Regions from separate parts of the Mus musculus genome. Here region 2 is linked to region 1. A link is a loop called in an ENCODE intact Hi-C map of the cell type or tissue named here. Cell type or tissue: heart. All regions are shown on one strand. Links, peaks and the distances in the headings refer to the core of each region. The heading gives the core; the rest is flanking DNA.

The links. Peaks named below come from ENCODE experiments on the same cell type or tissue, not always from the same donor. Only the 100,000 strongest peaks of a DNase experiment are listed, where the experiment ranks them.
Region 2: a loop joins it to region 1, with 4 times the contacts of the local background. A loop is called at or near these places in 6 of 42 quality-filtered maps.

Annotation. Positions count from the first base shown.
Region 1 is chr15:67,092,590-67,103,480 of GRCm38, forward strand. It overlaps St3gal1 (ST3 beta-galactoside alpha-2,3-sialyltransferase 1), which reads right to left. Exons shown (of 9, transcript NM_009177.4): 9 at 10,286-10,891. Among named protein-coding and RNA genes, the nearest start is that of Gm31342, 58 kb to the left of the region's middle. In heart, for the core only: CTCF peaks have their summits at 6,451 (motif pointing left) and 8,895 (motif pointing left); DNase peaks (open chromatin) are centred at 6,462 and 8,862; H3K27ac peaks cover 435 bases.
Region 2 is chr15:67,035,154-67,046,044 of GRCm38, forward strand. It overlaps Gm31342 (a long non-coding RNA gene), which reads left to right and starts at 4,440. Exons shown (of 3, transcript XR_384160.3): 1 at 4,440-5,100; 2 at 5,457-5,677; 3 at 7,916-7,955. In heart, for the core only: a CTCF peak has its summit at 7,184; DNase peaks (open chromatin) are centred at 4,398 and 5,298; H3K4me3 peaks cover 1,562 bases; H3K27ac peaks cover 1,765 bases.

The DNA.
Region 1 (10,891 bases), core at 1,574-9,573:
CTCTTCCACCCCTGAGGCCTGCTGCCTGGAAAGAATGCTTAGCCTGGATGCCACAGCTAGGGCTTAGGAGGATCCTCACCCATAGAACACAGGCCTTGACTTGATGTTGAGGTACTCTCTGAGTTCCCATCACTGGCCAAGAAATGTTGATAGCGGGCTGCAGGTTCTTCCTTAGTGAGGAGAAGCTAGGCAGTCTGAGTCTAATCCTTCTATCCCTGCAAAGCTCCTGTGAGGCTTAACAAACCTGTTAGCCTCTCAGGGCCTTACGTGCTTTCCATACTCTTGGAGAAGGAGCAGTGTGCTGCCTCTGAAGGAGAGCCCTTTATCAAACCAGAAGAAAACTTTGAGATGTCACTGTTTCCTATCTGCATGCTTTGAAAGTTCAACACACAATCAGCCACTTGGAAATATAATCCTAACCAGAACTTGTACGTTTGTGATGTGTCATTGCCACCTCTACCGAGTTGTAAAAAAATTCCCACCATTCATTCAAAATAAAACCCTGTACCCATTAAGCAGCTTTTTGCCATACCCCCACCAACCTAGTACTTCCTCCTTACCCTCAGCCCCTAAAAACCACTATTTCCATTTTGGGGGACAGGGCCTTGTGTAGTCCGGGCTTGCTGTATAGCCCTGACTCTCCTGCCTCCGTTTGCCAAGCACCTGGTTACAGGTATTTTCACCATGCCTGGCTTATTCCATGTTGGAGCTCCAACCTACATCTTTGTGCCTGCTAGGCAGGCATTCTACCACTTGAACTCTGTCCTCCAGCCTTGTTCTGCCTCTGGTTTGTGGGAATTTACAAATTGTGGATACTAAGGAGTCATAGAACAGGCAATTGGCTCCTTCTTCTGTCCCTCAGTACCATGCTTTTGGTGGTTGTCCACACTGAAGTGTAAATACAAGTAACTTCTGTGACTGACTAACATGGCACTATGTGGAAGGAGCAGACATTGCTCCCTCCACTCTGCTGCTGGTGAATGTGGGGGTTGCTCTCTCATTTCCTCTGCTGTGGATGGGGGTATTTGCCAACCTGCTTGTTACTATCTGCAATGCATATCTAGGAATAGGATTGCTGGATCATGGGCTAACTTGGCTTAACTTTTTGAGGATCTGCCAAACTATTTTCCTCGGCAGCCGTGCCATTTCATCTTGGCAGCAAGGCCCAGGTGTGCCAGCTTACCCACTTCTCATCCACACTGGTTGTTTTCCACTGTGCTGATTCCAATCATGTTGGCTGGTGTGTGTGAAGTGTTTCCTCAGGGTCATTGTGAGTTTGCTTTTTCCTGGTGGTGAATGTTCTAGAGGTTTTCATGTGTATGCCTCCTTTGGAGAATCATCTACACAAATAACCCCATCACTCTTTATTTACATAGTTAATTTGTGAGTGCGTGTGGAGTGAGTGGCGGTGGTGGTGGCGGTGGTGGTGGCGGTGGCGGTGGCTGTGGCAGTGACAGTGGTGGTGGTGGCACATTCTTGCTGTGAGTACAGGCACCTATTTCACAGTGGATGTACATTAACAGAGGAACACCCCCCCCCCCAGTGTAGGTTCTCGCCTTCCACCTTGTTTGAGACAAGAACTCCTGCTATTCACCATCACACTGTTTATGGCAGGCTAGTTGGCTTGCAAACATGTCAGGATTCTCCTATCCTTCAATTTGGGGGGCAGGAGTAGAGAGACACAAGCTACTACTCAGAAGTGTTCTGTGATTCTGAGCTTGGGTCTCTCTTGTGCAAGGATCAGTTGACCCTCTGAGTCATCTCCCCAGCCTACTTTCTCTACTTTTAAACTGAATTGCTTGATTTTTGTTAAGTTGCAAGGGCACTGTATGTATTCTGGGAAATGAAGCTTTTGAGAGGGATATTATTTTCTCCCATTCTGTAGGTCTTTTAAAGGATTTGCTTCGGGGACGGGAATGATGGACCACTGGGAAGAAGTGTTCGATACAAGCCTGGTGACCGGAGCTAAATTGATGTGTCTCATGGTGGAAGGAGAGAACTGACTCCTCAAGGCTGTCCCTTGGCCTCCATATGTGAGCAGAGGTGTCTGCATATTTTTCTGACACTCCTCATGGAGATGCGGGTTAATGTGTGAGCATATGCATAAACATGCACAAACGCACACTTTTGAAAATGCTAGTAAGAAATTATTCAGAAGGGATGAAGAGGATTGTTGATATCTTCTCTCACCACACCTCTGGTCTTTATTTAGGACACTCGACACATGTTAGCAAATATCTGAAGATCTTCACAAGTTTTTGTATTTATTCCAGAGATTTAATTATTCTTCCTTTAAAGAGGCAGAAACGGTGGCAGGGAGACTTTGCATGTGGCTTTTCTATGTACCTGGACACTCCTCCCTGACCTGACCTGGCTTCATTCCTCACTTAAGGCAATGTCTGAGGATACATTACATGGTGGTTATAATACGTGACAAACCAGGTCTCTTGGACTTACGACTCCTGTTCAAAAACAACTTTGTCTTTTGACTAGCATCTGCCCAGTGCTTCTTCAACCTCTAATAACCCTCGTTGTGCCCTCTGCTTCTGTTTTGACTTCTTCAGATTCCATGCCTAAGTGAGATCATGCATGATCTGCCCTCCTGACTCATTTCATTGAATACAGCGTCCTTCAGGTTCATCATGCCAAGCGGACAGGATTTCCTACATTCTTTTGGAGGTTGACAGAACTCCTGTGGACTGTGTTCTTGCTTCCTCACCCACTCATATGTGGATAGGGTCACCAATGTTTATTCCATCTCTTGACTGAACAGTGTTGAGGTGAACACAAGGCGCAGGGATTCTGACATGATTTTTTTTTTCCTTGCGATATACTCAGAATAGGAAACACTGGATCACACGGAAGTTCTATTTTTAGTTGTTTTGAAGACCGCACATTGTTTTTCACAGTAACTCTACTGATTTACATTCTTACCCACAGCAGTGCACTTGCTGTGGCTTTTTCTTGGCTTGTTGTGAAACACAGGGAAGGTTTATGCATGGGGTTAGAATGGTCACCGTGATGCACTGACAAGAGTGGAGACAGAGCTCCATTTCCTGTGTACCCTGCTACGATTCATGGTGGGAGGAGGGTCCTTTTCTCACCTTTAACTTTAAACTTTGCCATCTCTTTTGGTACACTGCTATGTAAAAGACTGCCCCAAAATATAGGGCTCTCACTTCCCCTAGCTCAGAAGCCTATGTATGAGGCAGGTCTGAGTGGGGAGGGCTCTTCTCTGCTCTACTTGATACAAATTGGGGCAGTTCTCTGGGGGGTGCAGAATATCCTAACCCTAACCCTAACCCTAACCCTGGTTATGGAACCAGGAATTTGAAACTTCCACAGTTTGGTGAGCTAATTTAAGTAGTACAATGATTCCTGTCATTTTTGTTAACAGTGAGGGGAAACTTCAGAGGAGGAATATCAAAGAATCTGAGGTTGTTTTTGATGTTCTTCACTGGGTGTTAGAGGACATGATAGGAACCAGATCTTAAATGTGCATGGGGTGTGAAGAAGCCCATCCCTGTAGTACTTCTGCCTTCTGCATATAAATGTTTGGCCAAGAACTACGAAAGAAAGTAGAGACATCCTGGATCCCATGTGTACAAAAGCCTGTGAGCTGAGACCTGGTCAGTGAGAAGATGCTATGTAGGATAGATGCGGCTGCAAATGACTGATGTATACTGGCTTGTGTTTTAGACCAACTGTCTGTATATACAGCATGCAGATGGGTGAGTGCCAAGACAGGTAGCAGAGAAAGCGATTGATGATGGGTTGGCTTTTATATGACTGGAAGATAGAAATATCCTGAACACACGCAGAGGGAATAGGGGCATGGAAAGTATGGTTATGAACCATGTCTCTTTTAGTGGCAGAAGGGCCGGACTGACGTTGGATAGGCAAAGGGAGGAGGTGACATAGTGAGACTTCTCAGGTCTCTACTTTGAGCTCTGGGCACACCTGTTCTGTAATGGAGAATCAGACAAACAGGGACAGTGAAGGAAGGAGGTGTGTGGTTAGGATCTGTGGAGTTGAAGAGAATAAACATGCTAGAACACATCTTAGAAGGTGGAAGCATATGGAGCCCTAAGTGAGGAGAGTTTGTCTCCAAAGGTCAAGAGCAGTGTTGCTAGTTTGTGGGAAGTGGGAGGAAGGAGGAGCCTTGGTCAGTCTAGGTACAGGAATGTGGTGTTGGGAGATGAGGGACCTGCAAGGTGTTCAAGAAGGATGTAAACAAGGACAGAGGCAAGCCATGGGAAGTACAAGAGGGCTTCGGGCCCTTCAGCTGGGAAGGCTCTACCATCTGGTGAAGTCTGGTGGTGTGCCCAGCATCCAGCTTGGTGCATCTGGCCTGTGGACTACACAGTCATCTCCGCATCCCTAACTCGGTATGTTTCTGCAAAATGAACCTCTTTGGAAGCCCCAGCCTTCCCTGCCTGCCTGGTGCTCTGATGATGCACCAGCCCAGGGGCTCCTCTCCAGGGTAACTCTGTGTGGAACAAGACTTAGAGATCAGTTTCCCTGGCCTTGAGGGCAGAGCAGTTCTCACCGTTTGCACGATCTCACACCACACTCCGCCCAGTTTCTCTCTGGGAGTTTGGTGTTGAGGTGGCCGACACAGTTTCAGATATCTTGATGGTGTGTACACCATTTAGCTATTCCAGGGTACCGTGGCAGGAGAGGGGCAGACAGCGTAGGCTCAGAGTCTGAGTGCCTGGTTCCCATTGAGGTCCGCTGCTGCTGAGCTGAGCTGTGTGGCTCTGGGCAGTACGACTCATCTCTTGGAATGCTAGATTTGTGTAAAATGTGTATGTCAGTGAGGCTGCCTGTCCTGAGGCATGTGAGAAGCAGGTGAGGGGAACCCAGAGGCCTGGCTGGAATGTTTATGCTCTAAGTACAGGTTAACATCCATCCTATCTAGTATTATTGGCAACCAACATGATTCTGATACACCTGCCAACCAGGTACCTGGTACTTTGCTAGATGCTGGGCATTCAGAAGAAAAACCACGTTCAGTGTCTCTGCCTTTCTAGGACCTCTGAGAGTGGAATGGCATGGTTGGATGGAACCTTGAGATACAAACATCGTACTCAAGCCTTCCAGTGTGTACTTTAGGAACTAAAGTCAGCACACAGAAGCACCCACCCTGAAGTCCCTGGGAATGAGCATAGCTTGGATTTCTGGCCAATCTGCAATCTTTCCATTGTATTCTCCCTGATGTTCAAGCATCTCCACCAAGCCCTCTCTGCCTTTGCTTGCACACAACTGCAACTGGGGTGAGCAGCCTCATTCTCTATTCTCTGATGCTGGGCATCCTGTCCCCTGGGTTGCCTCTCTATAGCCCGTCCTACTGCTTGCATCTTTTAAGCCTTCTGATCAACCAGGGTTGACCAGAGCAGACCTGGTGAGCTGTCACGAATTGGCTCTAAGTCTAGGACAGGATCTCTGACATCAAGGAGAGATTTTGGCAGAGGTGGCCGGTTGCCCTCGAGGATTCTGGAACTTTTATCCCACCATTCATTTTCCCATTATGATGTTGTTTGGGCAATGAAACTCCTGCTGGTCAATGGACCTATATGGAAGTGGTGGGTATCAGATCTAACTGGAGACATTTGAGAGCTTATGAGGCATTACCAGTTTCCTGTACAGTGACCTTGAAGGCTATGTGCTGAAGGAGGTGAAGTTGGTAATAATGTCTTTCATGACTGGCTGGGTCACTACATGAAGGAAAGCACAAAATCCCTGAAACTGCTCCTAAAAGAAACTAGCCTTGTTCTCCATTAGTGGGACTTGAAGCTTATTTGTTTTTGCAGCATTAGCCTACTCTGGCCTGACAGATATACAATCAGCTCTGGTCTTTGTTCTTGGCTGAGGAGTTATGAACAGGGTGACCACAGGCATATAGCATTATAGTCATAGGTATGGTGCAGATACCACTGCCACCTCAGTCTCTTGGGAGAATTTCAGGAGGAACATAATACATGTTAGACACATAGAAAATCTCAGAAAATGGCTGGCACAATTTTTCATGTCTACCATGTCATTTAATACCCTCTTACAGATTAATAAACCATGATTCAGATCAAGCTCTCTCATAGGCATACAGTTCAGAAATAATAGATAACCAAGAACAAGTTTCAGGTCCTAGGTTTCCAGTGGACCTGGGTTTCATGTGAACCGTGGGAAGAGAACATTTATTATCCTGTCCACACTGGCTGGGGACTTTGGCTGTCCCCTTTTGGGCCTGTTTTCTTGACTGGTTTACTCAGGTGAGTGACAGAGACAGCGATCTTATTGGAAAGGTGTTGGGCTTGCTCGTGTCTATAGCAAAGTCCTCTAAAGGTCTGACTTTGTTCACAGGTGTGTGCCTTTTCAAAAGCTTCTGCTTTTCAGCTAAACAGACATGAGATCTTGACTAAGATGGCTCTGTTGCACCCTCTGGTGGCCACCACCCATGAACACTCCAGCTAGCACCGTTAAGCCAAGGACGGGGTCAGAAGAAACTGGGCAGCCATGGGCTGGTTTTGCTTTCCTGGCTCAAACCACTGTGTAGGGCTCATGTCTAGAATTCTTGTGCTAGGAACACCACCTAGAGTTCTCATCCCCCAGGTACCAAATGTCATGATCAGTGTTCAGGACACAGTGACCGAGACCTCACTTTTGATGTGTTTGCTAGCTCTACCCTCTGACGCACTACATGTCTGCCTGAGTCTGCTTCTTTTCCTCAAGATGCTATGCCTCATCAAATTAATACATATGAGGCCAAAAGCAATACTTTTTTTTTTATGAGCGTTACTGCTGTCTGGTTATCTGTTACCATGGCTTCCAACCTTCTCCTGGCAGAGTCCTATTCTTGCCCACAGCCATTTGCAGTACCCATTGCCCTTGATAGTCTTCTGTTAGATGAAGAATATACTAAGCCTGCATTTTCTCGTGGCACAAACTGTGGCATCCCTTTTACTCTATAGAGGTCCATCTATAGAGGATGCAGGCTTTGATCACCGATTCCAAGGACCCATGGGTACCCTTGTTCCAACCAGAGCTCCTCCTGCAGGGAAGAAACTCTTCATCCATGAGTAGACCCAGTCAACTTGAGCTTCTTGCTTGGGGCAATGCTTTCACAAAGCTAGTCCAAATGCTGGAAAGTATGGAGGAAGAGTGTGTCTCAGAGTCCAGAGGCAGCCAAGGAGGCCACGAGAGGAGGCTGCACCTAGGAGCTTAAGGCTGAGAAGCCCTTAGCCCATGGAACTTTCCATTTCAATAGTATTCATGGAACCCTGACTTGAGAGCTCAAAGAAGAAACCAAGATCTTTTGTTTTAGGTCTGCCATGGGCAAGGAATACACCTATGCTAAGTGGAAGAGGACCGGAGAGAAATGGCTTGACTCCCTGATTGTGGACCACACCTGCAGTGTCCAGAGCACCCACAGCCCTGACCTTTGTCACTTTCCCATCCTTTCTGTTGTCCAATGACACCATCCAGAAAAGGACTCCACCATCATTTTCCCCCATGAGAGATTCTGGCACTATCTTTGTGCTGTATGCAACCCAACTGCTTGGCCTCAATAGCCTGACCCCACCACTTGGCTGCCTGTGTTTCCCTGTGCTGGTGAACTGCAGGTGGGTCGATGTGGTTTGACTCAGCTTGTACAGTGGTCCTCCATGTCCCACTGCGTTCATGTATATCCCTGGGGACTGGTGGCCTCTCTAGCTCTTTCTTCTATTTCTTGCACAGTTGTCTCTCCTCAGATCACTCCTTCACCTATAGGCAGTTGTGATCCAGACTCACCTGATCAGGCTCTACTCCTGTGACAAAACATCTCAGACATAAATCCTAGACCTGCTTCAGGGACCAGTTGAAGTGATGGAGAAGCTAAATCAGCAAACAGTGGAAGTTAAGTATGTTCTCTTCTGCTATAGATTAGAGTGTAAGGCTTAGCATTGCAAGGAGCTATGGATGGTCCCTTTTGTCATCTTGACCATCTGAAGTGTTCATTTAGTTTCGTGTGTGTGTGTGTGTTTGTGTGTGTATTGTGTGTATGTATATGTGAGTGTGTGTGTGTGTGTGTGTGTGTGTATGTATTTGTGTATATGTGTGAGTGTGTATAGGAATGTGAGTGTGTGTATTGTGTGTATGTGTTTGGATATGTATATGTGTGCACATGTGTGTGTATATGTGCACATGTGTGTGTGTCTATGTGTGTGTGTGTCTGTCCACCTTAGTCTGCAGTACTGAAGCTGAAAGTTTGCAAGATTCTAGATGTGAGAACCAGCAACAGCCGGTCTCTGTGAGGTAACTGAGAACTAGGGCGACATAATTTAGTAATGCACGTGGCAGCGGATTCACTTTACCTTCTGGCTCGGGCCCTGGACAGTCCCCGTGTAGGACCTGAGGGGTGGGAAGTGAGGAGAAAGTCCTATGGTGGTAGGAGTACCTCAACCACATCCTCAGGGATACCCGTGGTGAGTACGAGAGGCTGAAGCAGAGGCCAATGCCTCCCCAGCAACCCCTGCTTAGCTCTCCCAGCGTGCGGGTGCTGGGCCTCTAAAGTCCACTACTATGTAGTAAGGGATGGGCCTCTGAGGACACAGTCATACCTGTGTATCAAGGGACTTGTGCTAGCTCTTTAATGATTTCAAAATCCACTGATGCTGAAATACCTTATATCAAACACAGGAGCAGCCTTGAGGACTCTGCATTCTCCAAGACATTGTGGTCAGATGGGATGTCCCAAGGGCTGGGTGCTGTTTAAGGCCACTATATGCAGGAGGTGCCAGGAAACCCCTAGTGCTTTTCTGCTAATGTACATTCCAGGAACTCGGGCCTAAGACCAGCATGAGGAAATAGAAGTACAGGGGACAAAGGAAGGAAGCCAGGGTCCTCAGGGACCCACTAGAGCATGCTGCCACCGTGTGGCTGCTTGGCTACTGCACAACTAACAGAGTGGCTTATGGTTTCAGTTGTGCAATAGGGTCTGGAGTGTGTGTGTGTGTGTGTGTGTGTGTGTGTGTGTGTATGTGTGTGTGGTGTTTTGGTATGGTATGATGATGTGTGTGTTGTGTGTGATGCTGTGTTGTGCATGGTGGTTTTCATGTACTCTATATGTGCAGTGTACATGCTGTGTTGTGATGTGTGTTTATGTATTTTATGTGTGAGGTCTGTGTTGACTGACTGTATGTGCATATGTGTGATATGTTATATGTACATTAATGTTTTATATATGCACATATGCATATGTGTATATGTGGTGTGTGTTGTGTCTGTTTACACTGTGTATGTGTAGTGTGTTGTGTGTGTTGTCTCTTTGTGTTGTGTGTGTTCACGTAGGTTATGTGTGTGTCTGAAGTTTGTATGTATATTGTGCGTGTGTTTTGATAATGAATGATCATGACCTCTGGGGAAGAAACAGATATGATGGAAGAAAAGGAATTCTAGAGATGAAGAAGCCTCCTGGAGAAGATGCATGGCGAAGCCTTTCGCTGAGGACAGGAGGCAGGGACAGAGATACAGGGAGCAAGGATAAAGTCAGACAGGGCTGGAGCCTGGCCACCCTTCCTGGTGTTGCTGAAGTGCCGCTGCCCAGTGCTGGGTTCCTTGCTAAGCCCGTTACCTGTAATAACTCGGTGCTTAATGCGTGTGTATACTCGGGTGTGTCACCATCCCAGCTTTACCATGGAGGTCAGGCACAGCAAGCTGCTCGGGCTCACACAGTTAGGCAGTGGCCCCCACACTGCCTGGCTCTAGGGCCACACCTGTACATGATGTCTTGGACAAGCAAGAGCAAGCGAGGTGGCATATAAACTGTAAAGCGCTGTACCAATCATGAGGGAGGGGTTACTGGCACACACCAACTTCACATGGCAAAGTTCCATTCTAAGGCTTCTGAAAATAGTTCTTTAAAAATCCAAGGAAGAGCACTTGTGTCATTTAGACCTGTCCTGTGTTCCTCCCAGGGTGTGGCTATCTCCTCTGTGTACATTGGGCCTCAGCCAAGCAAACATCAGCGCCACTGGCCCTGTCCACTTGGGCCTCCTGGGATGTTTTGTTTCTGATCTCAGGGCCCCCTGAAGATTGTTAAGTCCATGTGATGGACGAGAGCAGAGGTTAGGTAACTCACAACAGTCCCACCACAGGGAATGGCTCCACTCTGTCTCCAGAGTCCCCTTCCAATGGGGAGGAGAGCAACATCCCAGGAGACCCCAGGAGATGATGCATCCAGCCATCTCAGGACTGAACAGAACCATCGACGAGAAACTGCACCAAAGCAGAACTCCGAACACGCCCAAACAATAAAATAGCTCTTTTTTTATTCACTTTGATTTGAATAATTGGAAATATTCAACAATAAATAAAATGGAGCCGAGGCTGAGGAAGGCAGACTCCCTGACATCATTGGAAATGCATTCAGACCAATCAGGAGGATTACAAGACGTGGGCAGGAGAAAGCAAAGTTTAAACAGGCAATGCTGGGTCACAGGAGGCAAGGAAGGAAGAGCTTTCGGGCAGAAAGTGCTTGGAAAACTTTGGCTCGGAAGCAGACTTGGGAAAGGGCTAAAGTGATTGTGCCTAGAGGTGCAGGAGGAACCCATGTCTACCTACTAGGGTGGGTTGAGCAAAGTCCAGATCAGGCTCTTGGGAAATGGTTAAAGTGATTGTGCAAGGAGGTGGGGGGCAGCAGGAGTTACCCATGTTCATCTGGTAGGGTGTGCAAGATCCGGATTAGGCTCTGGAGAAAGGGTTAAAGCGGTTGCCATGGGGCAGACCCTGGGCAGGCGGAGCCAGGGTAAAAGCTAAATGAGCAGAGAGGTTAGGAAGGTCAAGATGGGGTTCAGCAGGCGGAAGCAGGTTCCAGGCCGGGCTTGGCTGATGACGCATTTACTAACTTTGAGGC
Region 2 (10,891 bases), core at 1,291-9,290, 58 kb before region 1:
GAAGTGTCAAAGAGGCCATCAGCCCTTAGATGCTTTCTCAACACCCCGCATCAACGAAGGCCAAGGCTGACTTTTCAACAGATCGCCTCCTTCTGTCTCTTTAGCCAGGGGTCCTGAGTTCATTTCTGTGCTCTCCTTTCCCCATCTCTGATGAGGTGCACAGATAAAGCATGTGGTATGCTCTGGATGGTTTTGAGTGGTTCTTGCCATTATTCTTTAGGACACGTAGAAATGCAAAGTCTCTGGGCAGTTCTGAGTTCCCTCTGGTGTCTTGTCTCATGGCCCTGAAGCCTTGGAGATTAGGAGCTACTTCACCTGCAAGGAGACAGTGGAGCCCATTAGAAAGCTGACATCTCTACATCAGAGGGCTCACAGCACAATAACTTTTCGTACGCAAGTGACACAGAGCACCTTGCTAACTTGTTCTGGCCTCAGCTAGACCTCTTTGCCAGTGGCTCTCAACCTACCTAATGTTTGCTACCCTTTAGTACAATGCCTCATGCTGTGGTGATCCCCAACCATAAAATTATTTCCATTGATACTTCATAATTGTAATTTCGATAGTGTTGTGAATCGTAATGTAAATATCTAATATGCAAGTATCTGATATGCAACCCCTGTGAAAGGGTCATCCAAACCCCCAAGAGGTTGTGACCCACAGGTTGAAAACCACTGTTGTATGGTGTCTGACAGAGATAGCAGCACATCAGGGCCAAGAAAAGAACAGACCAGCAGGGAGGTCACACTCCCTAATCTCTGGTCATTCCTAGACCATCTCATGCTCTGCACCCCTGACCTCTCCTGAATGTTCTTCTCTGTAACTCAGATTCAAATCCTTCAGGGACTTCCTGGAAGCTTCCCCAAGCTACAGTGACTTCTGGATGTTCCTAAGCTCCACTGACCTTCCACATTGAAGACTTACGTTCTTATTACCTAGCACCATCATTACCGATGGAGAAGGAGCCACCCAAGAGCCAGCCTTATCACAGGCTGGACACCAGAATTATAGTCATTTAGGGTCCTGCTGCTTGCTTCACCTGGAGTCTTCGCTCTGTTTTTAAAACCATTACACTCTGCCAGGCAATACTTTCCCCAGAGCCAGCTAAGTGGAGACCTTAAGATGGTTTTAAATCACAGGTTGGAAACACACAGCAAAGCTGCCGAGGAGAGGGGTAAGGAATTGAAAACGGAAGATGGGGGGAAGGGGCAGAAAACAGAGGAGGAGGGAGATCAAGAGGGAGAGGGAAGAAAGGAGGGGTGGAGAGAGGGATTGAAGGAGGGGTAGAGGAATAGGAGGAAGAAAGGACTGGGGGTAGAAGAAAAGAGGAAGCTTAAAATGTATAGCATCAACAGGGCCTACTGTGGCTGAATATGGACTACAGCCAGCCTGCCAATCAAGTTTTAGAGGGTACATTCTAGGCTGTAACAAGTAGTCCCATTGGGAGATCATCCTATGGAGGGTGTGGGGAACATTTAGAAGCTGTTCACAGGAGGCCAGTGCCCCTGCACAGCAGAGCCAGTCACCCTGGGAGCAGCCCCAGATCAGGACCAGATCTAACTCTAGGAATGGCGTTGACAGGAACTTGGGAGGTGACAGTGGGCAGGCAACAGAGCCTCTGGCTTCTGTTCTGTGAAACAGGACTGGTTATCTTCAGAGACAAGACAGGGATGTCTTGTGTGAAAGTCTAGTGAGCATAGAAACCAGGTAGGAGCCAGGAATGTGGGCAATACTCTGAAAGGAAGAATGAGTGCAGCTAGGGACCAGGTCCCCCACTTGCATGACTGGTGGGGTTTGCTGGGGGACTCCAGGTCTATGAAGTAGGAAGGCACAATGGAATGAGTGAGGGGAGCATGCATAGTGCAAGCAAGGCCAGGGATCTAGGGAGACTGTGGAGAAGTCCGCAAGTGGGAATGTGGCCACAGTCACAAGCTCAGCTTTCTCCTGAGCCTAGAGTCTTCCCATGAATGGCATTACAGGCACATGTTCCTAAGGTTTCTTCAATCAACTCAGGCAGTCTCCAGCCCCAGGGAAACATGGCAGCTCCAGTGACCGAAATGTGGAAGGACTAGAAGATGCAGGCATGACCATATTCAGGCCCCATGACAATTATACACAGACTTGAGAATACCCCACAAGTACATGCTCATATACATATATATGTTATATTTGTATGTATATATCTGCATGTGTACATGCATGTTATATGTATGTGTATACCGTATATGTATAATGCTTGCATGTGCATGCACAGTGTGTGTGTGCACATGCGTGTTGTGCACATGTATGTCACATGACATACTCTCCTTCCTCTTTGATGTCCTCAGAGTCAGGAACACTGCCCTCAAGCACTCACAGGGTTTGTAGCAGCCTTGGCTTGTACCCTGTGGGCAACCGATCCCAGGAGAGCAAAATGCCACCTTCTGCAAACTCAGCAAAGCCTTGGGGACCCTCACTGGGCTGATGGTTTCATAACTGCAGATGGGTGCTCCCAGGGGTCAGAGTCACGGCTGAACTGTGTCCATGCCTCTCCCCTAAATAGAAGTCTATGTTCTCACCCGAGACTAGGAATATGTTACCTTATATAGTAAAAGGACTTTAAACAAGTTTGTTTAAGTTAAGGGTCCTGAGACGAGGGCATTGCCCTGAGTCACCCTGATGGCAACAGTGTGAGGAAATCTGAGGGAAAGAGAAGGGTGACCACAGGTCCAGATGGTGGGTGGAGGAAGGGCATGGAATAGAAGCATGCATGAACCACCAGAAGCTAGAAGCACCTAGCAAGTGGATCCCCACGAAGCCTGAAGAAACAAACTAACACACCTTTTTTTTCTAGAAACACCCCCTTCAGTCAGCTGACCTCTCCAGAGAAGTGAGGTAATACATCTGCATGGGTTTCAGTCACTCACAATGTGGTGGACAACATAAAGGTGAATAAACCCTGCTTATGGCCCCCTTATGCACACCTTCAAGAACCTCTGATGGCCTACCCAAGAGGTGGTGGGCCCTAGGGCAGAGAAAAGGCTGAGCACTGGCCAGTGGGAAGGAGGCTGAAAAGAGTCGTCATATTCTTCATTTAGACGAGGTTCAAGAGCAGGTGAGGCATCAATGGGAGGGAGGTCTTTTTAAAAGAGAGAGTATGATGTAGCTCAGGTAGCCTTGCCATATAGCCAAGGATGACCTTGAATTTCCGATCCTCCTGCGTCTACCTTCAAGTACTGGGATAACAGAATTCCACTACAGTGCCTAGTTTCTGTGATGCTGAGTGAGGATCAAACTCAGGGCTTTGGGCATGCCAGGCAAGCACTCTAGCAACTGAGCTACATCCCAACTCCAAGAAGCTGGGTAATCTCTTGGGAGTGGATATTAACCAGGGAGGAATGGGAGGATGTCTTGGTCTCTGAGTGGATCTGAGATGCCCACAAATGTCAAATAGCTTCCCACCACCCTTGAGTTCTTTTCTCTGTGCCAGTCATCCTCTAAACAGATGACTGTGGGGAAAAAATAGCAGAAAAGGCTTTCTCAGCCTTCTTCCGTCTGTGCTCTCCCCTAGTTGCTGATTGAATGTTCAGGGACTTCCTGTGCAGAGGAGCCTGGGATATACCTTAGGTGGGCAGCACATGGGAACTGTTGGACTGGTTTGTAGCAACCTGCACTGGTCTGGTGGTCTCCTCATCCTCTCTGCCACCTAAGAAGTGTTAGGCCCAGGAAGAAGTTAGGGCCCAGCCCAGGGTCAAGACAAGTAGGCAAATAAATATGTCAAGGAATAAAATGATGGATGACCATACGCCAGCTAGATGGGAGCACGTTCTGTGTCATACAAACGGGGAGGTGGTGTTCCCATGTCCTTTTGGCTGAGCACCCACGTGGCAGGGAAGGAGCATAAAGAGGTATTATCAGCCTCCAAATCCTACTGAGATGGGAGGTGGCAGGGGTCACTGGCAGGCTATCTTCTCATCCGTGCTGGCCCCTTCCCACATAGAGTGCTTTGCCTTCTGCATGGCTTGTGTCCCAGGTCCCCAGAGAGAGAGGCACAGACAGTTAAGGACTGTTTGAAGATCTGCAAGAAACCACAGGAAGAACAAGAATGGAGAGCCTTGCCCATGTCTCTCCTTTTCAGGGGCCCTGTAATAGAGACTTTCTCTCTTGTGGATTCAACTCTAGAAAGAGCAGGGGGCGCGGTGTGGGTTCAGCTCTAGAACCTCAAGGGGGCCCTTGGCTGCTACTCTGGGATATGTGTATTCTTTCCTCTGTCCCTGCTTCGCGGCTACCTTCCCAAGCTGGAGAAGTGGAAGGCTGCGGTCTGAAGATCCAGGAGGGCGGTGGCTCCTCCGGCAGCCACGCCCACTTCAAGAGAGATGTGCTGCAGCTCACACCCTCCCAGAAATCACTAGGCCGGAAGTGGACTGAGCTTGGCCAGATCCACAATGGGCGGTGGTAGGGGGAGGGCTGGAACGTGCAGCCTGACACCTGCACCCTAGAAGTTTGTACACGGACAAGGCAGCCGCTCTTTCTTCTCAGCAGGGGCTTGGGAAACTCCTCCCTTCTCAACTCTCTCCCTCTCTATAAGCTTAATCAAGGCCACTGAGCTGAAGCCCCTGCAAAGTGAAAGTAACCTGCCTTGCCCGTAGTAGTTTTGCATAGCTACGTGAGACAACTGCTTCTCACCGCCCCCGCCATCCTCGCTTCCCCCTTCCTCCCTATCCCCCCCTCCACCCCGTGCTGCTGGCTGGGGTGTTAGGGTGAATCACTGTCCGACTCAGATCCCTCTTGCCCATTTTAGAGAAAGAAAGCTGAGGTAAAGAAAAGGGAGGTGAAATTGAGGGAGTAAAGACACCATAATCTTGACATGTGGCAAAGGAATTGAATTTGTAACTTTGTTTCAGCCAAATCTATTACATTCCAGAAACTGAGCTACCATGACTGCTAAGTAGGTACATTTCAGTATATATATAGGACATATAGGGTCCCACACCCTTCTTCTCAAGTTCAGATAAGTACGTTAACACAGCCAGGAACTGGAAACCAACAGAGATGGGATTTGAAGCCTGCTATTCTGAGGCTGGATTCTGGAAGTTTCCTCCATCAGTGAACTACTGTCAAAGGTATAGGATGTGCGGTTTTTGCTCCGGTCTGGCTCTCCTCGCTCAGCGCTTAGACTGCCTTTGCGTCTGGGTACCGGGATGCCCCTGGGGAATGGTGGGCTTAGGACGCTGACTGCCAGGTGGAGGAACTGCTGAGAGCGGTGCGGGTGGGGGTGGGGTGGGGAGAGATCTAGATAAACTGCCGCTAGATGAGAGATTCCCAGAGCTCCACATGCTGCAGAGAGGAAATTATCAGGACTAGTCATAGGACTTGGGGAGAGGCTAGGCTGTACAATGCTGGCTCAACAAGGTGTTTGGGGTGGGGTTGGAGTCTAGGCCAAGAACTCCGGAACGTTACCACTCTGCCATTCTTCCAGGGAAGGGCCCCACACACAAGGTAGCTGGAAGCAAGGATTCCTCTGTGGAGCTGAAGGTGCATGGGAAAACCCCCACCCAGGACAGCCATCCAGTTTCCCTCATGACTGAGTACTTGGTAGCCAGAGAATGATGGGCCCACTGCTTAGTTCTTAAAACTGCAGCAGACAGCAACACACCCCCACCTTGTCAACAACGTTTCAATGAAAGTCACAGCCACAGGGTAAGTGCTAGGCAGGTACCTCTGCCTTCTCTCCTGTCCCGTTTTCAGAGAGGGTAAATTCTCTAGAGGGGAAACAGCTTCTGTTTTTAAATACTGATTCATTTTGGAGAAAGCTAAAAAAAAAATAGTTTTAGGAAGCTGGAGAGAGAACTCAGTGGGTTCTAGTGCTTGTTGCAAATCCATAAAGACCCGAGTTCAAATCTCTAGCAGGGTGTGGCTGGACAGGACACCCGAAGTCCCCACAACCAATGTCCTCCTCTGGCCTCTGCATGGGGATACCTCCGTGCAGCACCCGCCTACACACACACACACACACACACACACACCCCATTTCAGTCTAGTGGAGTGGTTCTTGAACTCATAAGGTAGAAGCAGAAGATTCAGGAATTCAAGGCCATCCTTCACTGCATAGTGAGTTTGACGCCAAAACTATAGCTTGCCTCTACTCCCAGACCAAAAAAAGCAACAGGAAAGAGATTTATTTAGAGAAGGAGCAGACCTCAGGTAGAAGCCACCCACGCTCTTCCTGGCATGCCCTCCTGGGTTCCCTGATTCACCACTGACACCGTCGTCTCACAGTTACTTTTGTATAAAATGTGAATTGATGTGACTGGCAGTCTCTTTCCTCCCTTCAGAAAATAGGCTTCCGGAGAAGGGATGTTCTGGACTCCTGCTAACCATAGAAACTGCAGGGTCCAGATTGTATCTGGTACATAGTAGGCAGTCCGTAAATTTCTGTTTGATGAGTGAATGATAGCTGCTGTCACAGTAATAACAGTGCGAAGAACTGACTAAAGAGAGAAGAGCAGGCAGGGTGTCTGGGGAGGGGCTCCACACAGACAATGTCAAAGAAAGAGTCACCTAGTAAGGAGAACAGTCTGTGAAGCCACTCTCAGTAGGTTTGTAAGATGTCACCCATGATGACCCACAGCTTGGTAGCTGTGGCAGCTGTTGGCACCAGTGACTTCCTGCCTTTTCCTGTGTACCAGGCACCAATCCCTGCGTCTCTCCGCCCTGCTCCTCAGTCCCTGTTTGAACTGGAAAAATGGTTATTGGTTCACCGCTCGAGAATACGATCACTACCACAATTTAAAGCCGAATTTGAAGCAAACTTTAATTAAATACATGCCAGGAAGATGGACTCTGGCCAGGTCTACCCCTTGGTTCCCAGGAAAATGGTCACAAATCACTTTTTTTTTTTTTTGCTGGGACTTAAAAGGTAAAACCCATAATTCACCACATTTCCCACCAGGTCCAATCAAGGGCAAGCATACATCTTGATGTATTTCCTGCCCTTGTACCTTCTGCCACATTCGATCAAGCAAATCTGGTGCAGACAGGTCAAACAAATGTAGGGACAACAGGAATGTATTCTTCACTACAAACAGAACTCATCTCATAACCTGCCAGGCATATTTCGCCTGTTTTGGTCTCCTGGATACTCAAAACTCATCACTGCAAAGATCTGGAACCTTTCAGAGTCAGAGTGGAAGGGCACCCCAAGAGGCAGGGTGCAGTAGTGCTGCCTGCTTTTGGTGGATGCAGAGGCCCAGTAGGCACAGCTCAGGCCACCTGGGCCAATTGAGCCAGACCCTCTCCATAAGTGTATCACTGTGTTGGTCAGTGTTCCAGAGCCAGGAAAGGCCATGTTACATCCTCCAACATCACATTCTAATTGAGTGATCTTGATCCATAAGAGTCCCTATTCAGATATTGGCTTTCTACAAGTTCTGGCACACATGAGCATATATATGTGGGTGAACACACACACACACACACACACACACACACACACACACACACACACACAAGGTATGTTGGTATGTTTTGCCTAATGTGGTTAATATGAATATTCATGATTTACATGCAAAATCCCCCTTTCTAGATTTAGCCTGTTTCATATTGAATCTGGAATGTAGAATGTTCCCCCTAAAGGTTCATGTGTTGAAAACTTGGGCAGCAGATGGGAGTGTCATTCAGTGGTTGGTCGGAATGTCAAGATGTGTGTCTAGTTAGAGGATGTATATAAGCCCTTGAAAGGAATCTCTCTGTCTTTGTCTCTGTCTCTGTCTGTGTATATGTGTGTGTATGTGTGTGTGTATGTATGTATGTGTGTGTGTGTGTGTTTGCACAAATGGAGATTGGAGAATGTCTTAGTTAGAGTTTTACTGCTGTGAACAGACACCGTGACTAAGCCAACTCTTATAAGGACAACATTTAATTGGGGCTGGTTTACAGGTTCAGAGGTTCAGTCCAGTATCATCAAGGAGAGAACATGGCAGCATCCAGGCAGGCATGGTGCAGGAGGAGCTGAGAGTCCTACATCTTCATCTGAAGGCTGCTAGCAGAATACTGACTTCCAGGCAGCTAGGAATAAGGTACTAAAACTCACGCCTAGAGTGGCACACCTACTCCAACAAGGCCACACCTCCAAATAGTGCCACTCCCTAGGCCAAGCATATACAAACCACTATAGAGGATAACCTTAGGTGTTGGTCTTAACCTTTTGACTTATCTGAAGCAGTTTCTTCCTTTCATTGTGTGCACCAGGCTTGTTGTACCACAGTTTCCAGTGATTGTCTCTGCCTCCCACATCTCTGTAGGAGTGCTGAGATTAGCAGTAGGAACTACTACATCCGATTTTATATAGGTTTGGGGGATTAGAACTCAGATCTTCACAGTTGTTGTTAATCCCACTGGTCAAGAATAAGACCACTGTGTTTGAGCCAAATCTGAAACAAGCTTTAATTAAATACTGGCTGGGATGGTGGACTCCGGTCAGGTTTGTTACTGGGCTCCCAGAAAATGATAACAAGTGTAGGTAGCTATTCCAGAGTGAGGAGGGGATGTGAAAGGGTCCATGTGGAGGTCAGAGGTTGATACCCAGTGTCTTGTGTGGCTCGCCACCTTTTTTTTTTCCCCTTTGAGGCAGAGTCTTTCACTAAATCTGGAGCACAACAATTCAATGAGACTATCTGCCAGAAAGCACCAGGAGTGCCTCTGTCTTTGATTCCTCAGATCTACAATTACAGGGGTGCCACACCCAGCTTTTTTGGGGATGCTCAGAATTCCAACCGAAGTCTTCATATTTGTACAGCAAGCCCCTTGCTGTCTGAGCCATCTCCCCCGCATCTTAAATGCTTTTATGTCCCAGCCACAGTTATACTCCCTAACACACAAATGAGCCATCACAACCCCATTTCTCTTTATATCAGTGCTTCTCAGCCTTCCAATGCTGCAACCCTTTAATATGGTTCCTTAGACTGTGGTGGCCCCAACCATAACATTATTTCATTATTACTTCGTACCTGTGTCCTGCCATTTGCCCCATAGCTAGAATGACTCCTACCAGTACTGAAAAATGCCCTGGTGGCCCGTCATCTTCCTGGCAACCAGGAGGACAGAGAGGGTCCAATCATGAAACCCCTGGACTCCCAGCAATGATACAGTTGTAGTAGATTTCAATCTCGAGGTTGCCACTTTACAGCTGCGTGTCTCTGATGAAATGAGTTCACCTCCCTTGAGTTCGGATCACCAGGAGGACGGGTGCTGAGGCAGGAGTACTCACTGACTTAGTGTGGTCCAGCATGAGCTGGGAATTGAAGCACACCACCAAGGTGATAGGATCCCAACCCTCAGCTTGTTTTGCCCCATCCCTGGCCTAAGCAAACTTCTCAACCCATCACTCGGAGGCTCAGAGACACAGTGCTCCAGAAAATAGTTATGTGGAAGCTGAGCCAGGGCCCTTGGGTGCAGGCTTTGTTTTGGAAACAACCGCCCTCAGGCTGGGAGGAGGGGACTGTGCCCCAAGTCTGACTCTGCGCCCCAGAACTCAGGTCCTCTGTGCCTGCCTCTGTAAATAAGGGTAGCGCAGGCTTGATAACCTGCCCCTCCCCAACCCTGGCTCGCTCTAAGTTGTTTCCCAGAAAAGCTAAATGTCAGGACCTAGAGCACCAACCCAAATTCAGCACCGTGTGTGTTTTTGTAGCTCCAGAGAGCTAGGAATGGTTTTTATACTTCTGAAAAAATAATTAAAAAAAAAAAAAGAATCAGAAGAATAATATTTTCTAACATTTGAAAAATGACAGAATTCAAATGTTAGTGTCCATAAATAGCGTTGTACTGGGATGCGGCCAGGAGCGCTCACTTACATGTTGTCTAGGGCAGCTCTCTGGCTCCCAACTCTCTGGCTTTTCCTGGAAAAAGCAGCTGCCTCTTGCCCTGGAGCCATTTCAGTAGAGCAGTTACCTGCATACAGGCCTATGGTGTGAGCTTCCTCGACCACCTCCCCTTGTGAACACAACACCTGAGAAAACAACTTAGGGAGGAGAGATTTATTTTGGCCCATGGTTTCAGGTTATTTAGTTTATGCTGAACCTCTGGGTGAGGGGGGAACTTCCTTACCTCTAGGCGGAGAGGAGGCAGGGAGAACAGCGCCAGGAGGGATCACCCCCAGAACACATCTTCTGCAACCAGTCAGGAAGTTTCATGCCCCACCCCCAAGCCAATAGATTATTTAAATTTCTAATCAATGAGCCTTCCTGGTGCAATCATTTCTGGATGAACACTCCCTCCCTGACGGGAGAGCTGTGCCTCACTAATCTTCTAGGATCTTACACTGACTAGGAAGAATAAACATTGCACCCTATTTCACAGGAAGTCACTTCTGAGAGCCGGTGGGGAGGGTTGACCTCAAAACAGGAGTCTTGTGGGAAGTGAGGGTAAACCCAGTACAGCCTCTAACATAATTACCTCACCAGATGGAGAGTGACTACAGGAAGTCAGGAATCTGCACCAGTGTAGTCTCTTTAATAACTGTAACCTTTCCGTTCATTGACAACTGCTGTTTAGCATGTCAGTATGGAGCCTTGGCTCTAAGGGACCAAAACCACTTGAATTCCTTATGCCTTATGGCAGTAACCATGCTAGAGACAGTTGGACAGACTGTCCACTGCATAACCTCTAGACATGCTACTTCTTTCACTGTTATCCATATCTGTATCAATAAGGATAATTTTCTACAGTAGGGTTTCCCAGTCCCCAAAGGCACAGAGTGGCCCTGGGTGACACTGCTTATTAGCCCTCCCCTCCAGTTTTGTAAAAGATAGATGTGGACCTTGGCACATAGTAGGCACTCAACTAAGTCAAGCTGAGAAAACGTAAGCATAAGCGTCTCTCTTGGACCTTACACTGGAGCATGAAGGGCTCGAGGGC